Regions from separate parts of the Homo sapiens genome. Here region 2 is linked to region 1. Evidence: read pairs that join two places in POLR2A ChIA-PET (ENCODE). Cell type or tissue: CD4-positive, alpha-beta T cell. All regions are shown on one strand. Each heading gives the region's core, and the rest is flanking DNA. Links, peaks and the distances in the headings are about the cores only. Region 1 holds the start of TRI-TAT2-1 (tRNA-Ile (anticodon TAT) 2-1). Region 2 holds the start of LOC124907755 (a long non-coding RNA gene).

What was found. Peaks named below come from ENCODE experiments on the same cell type or tissue, not always from the same donor. Only the 100,000 strongest peaks of a DNase experiment are listed, where the experiment ranks them.
Region 2: POLR2A ChIA-PET joins it to region 1 with 13 read pairs; 3 of 35 experiments call an interaction of 5 or more read pairs at or near these places.

Annotation. Positions count from the first base shown.
Region 1 is chr2:42,807,853-42,813,222 of GRCh38, reverse strand. It overlaps TRI-TAT2-1 (tRNA-Ile (anticodon TAT) 2-1), which reads right to left and starts at 2,687; the gene lies at 2,595-2,687. RefSeq lists enhancers at 1,744-1,823, 1,854-1,953 and silencers at 2,034-2,323, 2,614-3,383. In CD4-positive, alpha-beta T cell, for the core only: a CTCF peak has its summit at 3,444; DNase peaks (open chromatin) are centred at 1,602, 2,032, 2,722, 3,342 and 1 weaker place; H3K4me3 peaks cover 2,483 bases; H3K27ac peaks cover 2,744 bases.
Region 2 is chr2:43,171,556-43,176,925 of GRCh38, reverse strand. It overlaps LOC124907755 (a long non-coding RNA gene), which reads left to right and starts at 1,351. Exons shown (of 2, transcript XR_007086298.1): 1 at 1,351-2,874; 2 at 5,138-5,370. RefSeq lists an enhancer at 2,644-2,723. In CD4-positive, alpha-beta T cell, for the core only: no CTCF peak of the experiment used is centred there; DNase peaks (open chromatin) are centred at 835, 2,325, 2,865 and 3,845; H3K4me3 peaks cover 1,270 bases; H3K27ac peaks cover 4,520 bases.

The DNA.
Region 1 (5,370 bases), core at 318-5,317:
CAAATAGGAGCTAGGGTTTTGTGGAAAGGATTTCTCTGTGGATAGGAGGTTGACAGAATGATCTCTCATTCATTTATTGTTGTCTGTTTGGGATCTTGCTTTGAGCTCAGCTCTCAGAAGTACCTAAGAGACTCCTGGTGGTCAGTGAGTTACCTGTGAAGATTAGAAACCTGCACTTTCTGAGTCTGATCACTTTTCTGTTTGTGCATTTTAAAATTAATCACCTCTTACAAAGCAGTTTTTGGCAAATTTCCTTTTGAAAATGCCAACCCTTTCTCCATTATTCAAAAATGGAAAGAATCCATACAATGGACTGTCATACAGTCATAAAAAGAAATGAAGCACTGATATATGGTACAATATGGATGAATATTGAAAACATTATAAAGTGAAAAAGCCAATTACAAAAGACCACATGCTGTATAATTCCATTCGTAGGAAAGTCCAGACTAGGGAAATCTACAGAGACAAAAAGTGGATTTGTGGTTGCTTAGGGCTGGTGGGGGAACAGGATGGGAAGATGAGAGGGTGAGAACTAGTCTTGAGGTGATGAAAATGTTTGAAAATTTACTGTGGTGATGATTGTACTTATCTGTGAATATACTAAAATCCATTGTACACTGTAAAATGGGCGAGTTGTATGGTATAGGAATTATATCCCATTAAAGCTGTTGGGTTTTTTGTTTTTTTTTTTATAGAAAGTAAGCATACTTTTTTTTTTTTTTTTTTTTTTTTTTTGAGACGGAGTCTCGCTGTGTCGCCCAGGCTGGAGTGCAGTGGCGCGATCTCGGCTCACTGCAATTTCCGCCTCCCAGGTTCAAGCAATTCTCCTGCCTCAGCCTCCCGAGTAGCTGGGATTACAGGCGCACGCCACCACAGCCGGCTAATTTTTTGTATTTTTAGTAGAGGCGGGGTTTCACAGTGCTAGCCAGGATGGTCTCCTGACCTCGTGATCCGCCCGCCTTGGCCTCCCAAAGTGCTGGGATTACAGGCGTGAGCCACCACGCTCAGCCGCAAGTTTTTTTTGTTTTGTTTTGTTTTGTTTTGTTTTTTTAGACAGGTCTGGCCCAGGCTGGAGCAGTGGTGCCATCTCAGCTCACTACAACCTCGGCCTCTCGAATCCAAGAGATCCTCTCACCTCAGCCTCCCGAGTAGCTGGGATTACAGGTATGCGCCACCACACCCGGCTAATTTTTGTATTTTTAGTAGATACGGGGTTTCGCCCTGATGGCCAGGCTGGTCTTAAACTCCTGGGTGATTAAAAAAAAAAAAAAATCCGCCGACCTTAGCCTCCCAAGCCGGGATTACAGGCGTGAGCCACCGCGCCTATTTTTTTATTATTATTATTATTCTTTTTTAATGGATAGAGATTTTATTTGTTTCTAAGCCTGGGCTGCATTTCTACAGGGGACCTATCCCATGCCTCTGAGGATGTCTGTGAGCCAGAGGCGACCTCCCCGGGGCTGGCGAGGAACCCGGCACCAGGACGAGGGGAAGTGGGCGGCCCTTCCCACATTCCAGTTGGCATAGGGTTCCTGTTCTGCATCGAGGGGCTGGATGGGTGAGAGCAACCGAAGCCTGGGCTAGCGCAGGAGATAGACAAGAGCTCCGCCCTCCATCCATTTCTCTGAACGTTCTAGGTCTTGATTTTCACCACTCGCGGGGTAATATTTCCACCCAAAATCTAGCAACGATCCCGTCCATGAAAACAGCTGAAAATCTCCCCTTTGAAAGAACACGTCCAGGAGGCTTTCCATCCCTTAACTAAGCTTGTGCCCGCTTTGCCTACCCCCCCTGGCGATGTGGGGCAGGGCGCATCCGCCGGCGACCACTTGGCCTGATTTCCCGGCCCCCGGGAGGACTTCTGAACCAGGATTTGTGACGTGCCGCTAGGAGAAGGGGCACATGATGGGGAGGGGAACTCTCCGAGCACATTCCCCAAACTGCAAATCTGCCCAGGGACGGCTGGGCGCCTGGGTTGAGGAGAAGGGCCCGCAGTCTTATTGGTCTCTGCAGACAGAAGCGAGGGGGAAGAACTCATCACGAGTTACAAGGGCGGAAAACAGCCGCCCCAGGTCTCCCCACAGCTCCCCGGACGCCCCGCGCTAGGCCTCGGGCCCCAACGCCTGGGAATGGTCGGCGGTGCTTGGGCCCCGCCCGGGGGCGAGGGGCAGCGGCCCGGCCCCAGGCCTCATCTCCGCACCGGGAGCTCGGGCTCACACTGTAGAATGAAGTGCCCTGTAGAATATTCGATCCCCACGGCCAGCTAGGGACCCCGCCACAGTGGAGCGCCTCGCCACCTCCATCCGCCCTCCTGTGGTCCGGGACTAGGTGCAGTTACAGGACCCGCCTAAGAAGAGCACTAGAAGGACGCAGTGGGTGGATGTCCGAGTTCGAGCGGCTGGATGTCGCGCGGTGGCAACAAGTAGCTCGGAAAAGGGGTATTGAGAGTCCACTGCGAGCTGCTTCCTGCTTGCGGCCAATGGGGACGTGCGGCAGAGCAGTTAGAAACAAGAAGGGAGAAGACTAAAGAGAGACTCCTTACTTCTGGCAACGAGATACACAAAAGGGGTTGCGAACATCCAAAAGGGTCTTGCTCCAGGTGAGGCTCGAACTCACAACCTCGGCATTGCTCTGCATGTACTGCTGTATAAGTACCGCGCGCTAACCGATTGCGCCACTGGAGCTCTGCTGAATGGGCCTCGTGATGGCTCTATCAGGGTGCGCTGGCGCCCGCGGCGGGCCTCGGCAGAGCATGCGCGTTCGCGGCGCGAGCCCAGGCCCGAGCCTTCTGCGACTTCGCGCCGAGCTCCCGGCTGTTCCGCAGCCGATCGAGCCGGGGAAGCCTGCGAGTGTCGCCCTCGGGGATGGAGGGGCCGCCTAGCCTGGCCGTGACGGGAGGGCCACGGGGGCCCTGCAAAGAGCGCAGCGCGCAGCCCCGGGCCTCGCCGTAGGAGGAGCGGCCCCAGCGCCTGCGGCCGGAAAACCCCCTCTATGGGCTTCGCGTCCCGGAGCCGGCCCGCGAGGGGCAGGGCCCAGGCCGGGGAAGCGGCAGGCGGGCCTCGCCGCGGTGGTGACGCGGTCCGGGGGTGGGGCTGGGGCTGGGGCTGGGGCTGAGCCGGGCGGCCTTGCTCCCGCGCCCCGGGGAGGCCCGATCCGACTGCCCGCGGGGCCCCCCGGAAGGAGAGCGTCCGGAGCCCCCCAGTGGCGGCTGGCGGGGGCGCCCCGGCCGGGCGAGGCCAGGGGCCGGTGGCGGCGCGCGGCTGTGGCTTGGCGCCTGGTCCGGCTCGCGAGGTTCCGGCAGCTCTTGGGCCCTCCAGGCAGGAGGCGGGGCCCCGAAACCCGGCCAGGCCACCCCAAGCGGAGGACGCGGAGATAGCCCCGGCTTTGGAGGAGTTGCAGCCCAAACCCTGCGTGTTTTGTTGGGCCACAAAATGTTTGATGTTAAAACTAATTTCCATTACTTAAAATCAGGCGATCTCATACAAATATCTAGATATCCATTTAAAAACAAAACAAAATCTAAACACTGCACCCAGGGCTGAATTATGACTGTTCTTGGCCGTAGGCACTTTTGTCTTCGTGAGCTCCTGTCCTCCATTTAAAAAAAAAAAGAAAAAGTTTTGGAAAATTATATTTTACCACTGTGATGATATAAAAATGAATGTATTTCAAGCTGAATTTATTGCTATATTCATATTACTATTTTTCATTTAATACTATATTCGTTTTCTTCTCATTTCAAAAGAAATTAACATTTAAATTTTTTCTGGTCTATGCACTGTGCCTGTTGTACCTAATTGATAAGCCTGCCAGGAAGCTGGTCCTCCAGGGAAGGTAGCAGCCACCTCCAGAGTGCCAGCCACCTCCCGAGTGCCCACCACCCCCGTCTCTTCCTTCAGGCTTGTCTCACACATCTTGATGGTCTCTGAGCACCTGTTGGCATGTTGGTCACCTGTTTGATGACGTCTGCTCTCCTGGGAGAGCCAGCCGAGCAAACAACAGAATGATTATGGCAATAATGGGGGAAACTGCATGAGCAAGCGATGGACAGAATGAAGGTCATTTGTGTAGTCACCTTGAGGGTGACTTGGCCACAGTAACAGATTGTGTTAGGGTGACAAATGTCAAGCAGTGGGATGGTCCTGGACTGTAGAAGGCCTTGAAACTCGAGCAGAAGAGTTAAAGTGATCAGGTAGACCATGAGGAGGTAGCAAAAGATTCTATGTAACGCAGGGGGCCTCCCGAAGGAGTTTTTAGGAAAGTCTCCTTAGAAAGAAGCCCGGGGAGGCTGTTTCCAGATGGTTTTGTAAGCTGAGAGACACATCTGGAGACTCAGGAACTCACAACAGGGATGGTCAACACCTCGCAAGATCCCACCCCGCACCAGGCAGGTGGTGGGATACAGGGCTCTTTACAGCATGCCAGGATTAGGGCTCCTTGGAGCACTTGTGGATGAGGCCAGGGTAAATCAAGGGCAACAGAGAGTGATCCGTTAAATAAGTTCTTCCCGGAAGCTGGAACAGGATGTAAAGGTAAATGCATGGTTTGTGCAGGGTGGGGATGATTTTTCCCCCCTAAATTGAAAGGGGTTAATTCCTGGTAACAAATAAATTGTGGACTCATGCACAGCGTCTTCTCAAATCCCGTAGCATTTGCAGAATCTGCCCTTCCTCTGGAGTCTCTCAGGCAGAGCCCACCTGGTGAACCACAAGCAGCAGAGTTGGCCCTCGGTGGTCCAGCGTCCCCTCCCACTAGCCCCATTCATGGATCTACTCCTTTATTGGTTCCACAGATACTGACTGATCCCCGACTGCATGTAAGGGGAAGTCAGCCCCTCATAAAGTGAACCTAAATTGCTTAGCCCCCAAGAATATTTGTTCTCTAATGAGCCTAGTGTGGGTAAGGCTGCACCTGGTGAAGGGGGCAGGGTCAGAAACTCCGCTGCTGGAGATCTTTTCCAGCAAGGAAAAGTCTCCTGGGACCTGAAAGGCACTTAACCTCACCCAGACTGCCGCTAAAGAACAATGAACTTAGGAGTCTTCGCTGTGGTCCTCTTAAGTTTGTAAGAGACTGTAATAAGTCTCTTACTCTCTCCGGGCCTCAGTTTCCTCATCTATAAATTGAAGAATCTAGACCAGATAAGAGGTCTCCAGCCTGGCTTGACTAGTGGAGGACCCCTTTTACCATGTATACTCTTGCCAACACCTTGGAAGTATTTTATCATGCAATAATTTGTGTATGATGTGTAATAGAGAAGGGATTGTTAAATAAAACTTATTTTAGATCCATGTATAACTTTAAAACAGTAATACCGGCTGGGCACTTTGGCTCACACCTGTAATCCCAGCACTTTGGGAGGCCAAGGCA
Region 2 (5,370 bases), core at 261-5,260, 360 kb before region 1:
AAATTAGCTGGGTGTGGTGGTGCACGCCTGTAGTCCCAGCTACTCTGGAAGCTGAGGTGGGAGAATCACCTGAGCCTGGGAGGCTACAGTGAGCTGAGATTAAGCCACTGCACTCCAGCCTGGATGACTGAGCGAGACCCTGTCTCAAAAAACAAACAAACAAAACAAAACAAAACAAAACAAAAAACCTACCTTATTTAATCCTCACAGGTGGACATTCTTCTTATTTCCATTTTATAAACAGGAAACAGAGGCTCAGAAAGAGGCTCTGGAGTGGAGCCAGAATCTTAACTCAGGAGCCTGTGTGTGGAGCCTGAGCCTTTAGCCACTCTGCTTATTCCAGTTCCAGGGGATGGAGGGATGGGAGAAGCAGCAGTAACAGCCTTAATTGCCAGGCTAAAGAGCCAGGACTTTATTCATCAGGCAATGGGGAGCCAGCAAAGGCTTCTGAGGAAGGGAATTACATAATCTGACCTGTGTTTTGGCACAATAACTCCAGAGGCCACTTGGAGAATATATTAAAAATACAGTGCAGGCTGGGTACAGTGGCTCACACCTGTAATCCCAGCACTTTGGGAGGCCGAGTTGGGTGGAGCACGAGGTCAGGAGATCAAGACCATCCTGGCCAACATGGTGAAACCCTGTCTCTACTAAAAATACAAAAATTAGCTGGGTGTGGCGGCGCGTGCCTGTAATCCGAGCTATTTGGGAGGCTGAGGCAGCAGAATTGCTTGAACCCAGAAGGTGGAGGTTGCAGTGAGCCGAGATCGCGCACTGCACTCCAGCCTGGTGACAGAGCTAGACTCCGTCTCGAAAAAAAAAAAAAAAAAGCCACAATGCAAAGGAGGATAACTATCTTGCTGTTCAGTTGAGAAAGGTTGAAGGCTGAGTGGGGCATTGAGGCTGCTGAGAAAAAGGGATTGCTCAGAGAGGTAGAAGATCTGGCTTCAGCCCTGGTCTGGTCTCTTCTTCAGGAGAATAATCATTGCTTGACCTCCTCTGACCATCTGCTGCCAGTGAAGCCAGAAAATGGTGATTCACCCAACAGATGCCAATTGAGCCCCTCCTAAGTGCAGGACCTATCAGTCCTGAGACCCAAAAGGGGCAAGACATTTTCTGACCTCAGGGAGCTCAGGTCATTGTGGTCCATAATCCTCAAACAGTTAGCAATGTCACACATGCTGCCTTATCCCCTCCAACCCTCCAACAGCTCTTAGAGGAGTTTTCATATAGACTCTTTTCTGATTGTTTAGGCAGAAACCTCTCCCTGCCTCCATCCTTCTCTTGCCCCTGAGAGGCTTTGAGACTCATCTATCTTCATATGTACATTTCCCACAGGACCAGGTACAGTACTGAGTATATTACTAAGTAGTCATTTAGTCTTTGCTGAGGCTAATTAGTAATAATGGAGAAAAACTGTTCTCCCGCTGACCTTGAATCCAGACCACAGACAAATTCCTTAATTTATCCAGAAGTTTTCAAAAGGTGCTATGGGCCCTAGAGTCCCTGTTAAAGAATGAGGCTGACCAGGTGGTCCCATTCTGTGAGACCACAGGGCTGTTACTGTAGGCTCAGAAATGATGACCTTGCTGAGCCTTTAAGGCCACAACCCTGTGTACTGTGGACAGAGTGATCTCTGAAGGCTGCCAGTCACTCCAAGTGAGCCAATCAGCACAAGCTATCTGGAATTAAAAGCTATATTAAGTTATGAATGAGAGGGCTCCTGTGAGGATGGGATCTGGTGTCCTGTATTACCATAAGCTCTACGCTGCTCTAGACTTTGATTGTTGAGGCAGCTGAGATACAGGCAAGCCCAAATCTAGAGCTTGGAAAGGACCCTGTGAGGCTATTCTAGTCCTTTGGGGGCCTCAGTGCAGGTAGCTCTGGAGTGAGAAATGGGGTAGGACCTGGGAGCCTCAAGTGGGAAGTGACTATGGGGGGTCAAACATGCTGGAATGCATTTTGAGGGCTGTTTTTATTTCCTGGACTTGTATGTTTTTATTTCCTCTTTGCCCTTCCTTAGGATTTACTAAAGCTCTTTGGGAAGTTTCAGCTGCTTCAGCTGTGTGTATGTGTGTGTGTGTGTGTGTGTGTGTGTGTCAGATCTTCGGTGTGAGGTGATGGACAGAGGACAGTGAGGGATTTGCTGGGGGTGAGGTTGAGCTTGTATCAGTATCAGGAAGCAGAAACTCTGGGTTTTATGGTCGGGGGGCAGGGGTTTTTCTCTTCCCCTCCCAGACCCTGTTGCAGCAGTGAGGCGGCCCAGGTCATGACGGGGATTATTTCTTCCTTTCATTTCTGGCAAAAGCTACAGGAGGGGAGTTCCCCTTCTCTGTTTGTTTTGATTCTGTTGTTTTCTTAAAGAGAGGAAGGAAAACCATCATCACTTTTTCGGTTTTGTGAACAATAAAGGCAGGCTGAGAGGATGTTCGCCTGGGCTGGGGCTGTGGGGGCTGGGCCAACACCTCCTCCTCTTTCCCTCTGGCAACCCTTCTCCTGGCAGCTCGGCGCCTGGGGAGACCCCCAGAACACAGATCAGGCCACGTTGTGGGGTCAAGTTTAAGTGCCGGCTCTGCCTTTTAACTGCTTTTCACTGGTCTGAGGTGTATCTGTATAAATGGGAGTCATAGGGTTGTTGAGATTAAAAACAAAAATACTCGCTTGTAAAAACACAGTGCTGGGCCTACACTAAATGTCCCAGAAATGTCTTTCCTTTGCTTCCTTCCACTGGGGGGGTCTATATCATGAGCCCAGTGGTATGGTATACCCAGGGCCACCCTCCTGTCTTCCTGCTTGTCCACCCAGAGCCGGCTTCTTCCATGGCAGGACCTGCAAATGCTGGACTCACAGAAGGCTCTGAGAAGTAAATAACAGGTGAGGCTGGGGGTGCCTTCTTATTTCTTGGGGTTGTCCCCAGTCTGTTAAGAGACAGTCTAACCTTGCCTTTGAATTTCTTTTTCTTTTCTTTTTGAGATGGAGTTTCCCTCTTGTTGCCCAGACTGGAATGCAATGGCGCAATCTCGGCTCACTGCAACCTCTGCCTCCTGGGATCAAGCCATTCTCCTGCCTCAGCCTCCCAAGTAGCTGGGATTATGGGCACCTGCCACTACGCCCAGCTAATTTTTTTGTACTTTTAGTAGAGACGGGGTTTCACCATGTTGGCCAGGCTGGTGTTGAACTCCTGACTTCAGGTGATCCACCTGCCTTGATCTCCCAAAATGCTGGGATTATAGGTGTGACCCACTGTGCCCAGCCCTTGAATTTCTCCTAGCCCTTCAGTTCCTCAAGCTTCATGCCTCCCAAGGTTGCACCCCCCATGGCCTGTCCTGCAGTCCTGGGGCCCTTCTCTGAGGGGATGAAGGGGGCACTTCCCTGAACAGAGAGAAAGGGAGACCCACACCACTTGGATTAAACTCCCTGGGCCCCAGCTGGCTCTGCAACTTGGCCAAGAAGCCCTATCTCCTAGGGCCTCAGTGTCTTAGTCCGTAAAATGGTTCCTGAACTTTTAAAATACAAACACTCTTTTGTAGAGTCGAAACACTTTGCAGACCTGCACTCTGTGGCAGTACTTGTACTTTTAAAATCTTTTGATTAAAAAAAGGACAAATGGGCTGGGCGTGGTGGCTCACCCCCATAATCCCAGCACTTCGGGAGGCCGAGGCAGGCGAATCATGAGGTCAGGTGATCGAGATCATCCTGGCTAACATGGTGAAACCCCGTCTCTACTAAAAATACAAAAAAAAAAAAAAAATTAACTGGGCGTGGTGGCACATGCCTGTAGTCCCAGCTACGCAGGAGGCTGAGGCAGGAGAATGGTGTGAACTCGGGAGGTGGAGCTTACAGTGAGCCCGGATTGTGCCACTTCACTCCAGCCTGGGTGACAGAGCAAGACTCCGTCTCAAAAAAAAAAAAAAAAAAAAAAAAGACAAATGACCATCTGCAAGGATACCTTCATCTGTGCTTTAATTTTTTTAAAATTTTATTTATTTATTTATTTTTGAGATGGGGTTTCGCTCTTGTTGCGCAGGCTGGAGTGCAATGGCATGATCTCAGCTCACCACAACCTCCGCTTCTGGGGTTCAAGCAATTCTCCTGCCTCAGACTCCTGAGTAGTTGGAATTACAGACATGCGTCACCACGCCCAGCTAACTTTTTGTATTTTTAGTAGAGATGGGGTTTGTCTGTGTTGGTCAGGCTGGTCTTGAACTCCTGACCTCGGGTGATCTGCCCACCTTGGCCTCCCAAAGTGCTGGTATTACAAGCATGAGCCACTGTGCCCGGCATGCAATGCTTTTAGATGAGTGTATATTTTATTCAACAGCCCTAAGTACTTTTGAAAATGTGTCCCCTTGGCTGGGTGTGGTGGCTCACATCTGTAATTCCAGCACTTTGGGAGGCTGAGGCAGGCGGATCACCTGAAGTTAGGAGTTCGAGACCAGCCTAGCCAACATGGTGAAACCCCGTCTCTACTAAAAATACAAAAAATTAGCCGGACATGGTGGCTGGTACTTGTAATCCCAACTACTCGGGGGGCTGAGGCAGGAGAATTGCTTGAACCTGGGAGGCAGAGGTTGCAGTGAGCCGAGACTGAGCCACTGTACTCCAGCCTGAGCAACAGAGTGAGACTCTGACTCAAAAAAAGAAAAAAAGAAAATGTGTTCCCTTATGTGGGAGGCATCAGCTTGTGGATGATGCTGATTCCTAAGGGGCTTGAGGCTCCCAGCATGTGCAAATTTGTGTCTTTGAGGGGACAGATAGCCCTGGAATTAGTTGATTCCTCCTTGGCCCTCCTGGGGCAGACCCAGGGACTCAGGGACACCAGATGGGTAGCCCTGGCTCAAATGCAAAAGTCCAACAGTGACTGACCAGAATGTGCAGTGTAGTGGTTTCTCTTTAACATGTGGATCCTGCCTTGGATGCCTGCCAGGGCTTCCATCCTTGTTCTGCCACTAACCAGCTCTCCCCCAAGGCATGCTACTTTATCTCCTGGGCCCCAGGATTGTCACCTATAAAATGAGGTTGACAGTACTTGCGAGTTTTTGTGAAAATTAATGAGATAATGAACTCATGAGACTTACTTAGCACAGGGCACAGTTGTTGCTTAACAAATATTACTTTTTTTTTTTTTTTTTTTGAGATGGAGTTTTACTTTTGCTGCCCAGGCTGGAGTACGATGGTGCGATCTCAGCTCACTGCAACCTCCGCCTCCTGGATTCAAGCGATTCTCCTGCCTCAGCCTCCCGAGTAGTTGGGGCCTGGCTAATATATATATATATTTTTTAGTAGAGACGGGGTTTCTCCATGTTGGTCAGGGTGGTCTCAAACTCTGACCTCAGGTGATCCACCCGCCTCGGCCTCCCAAAGTGCTGG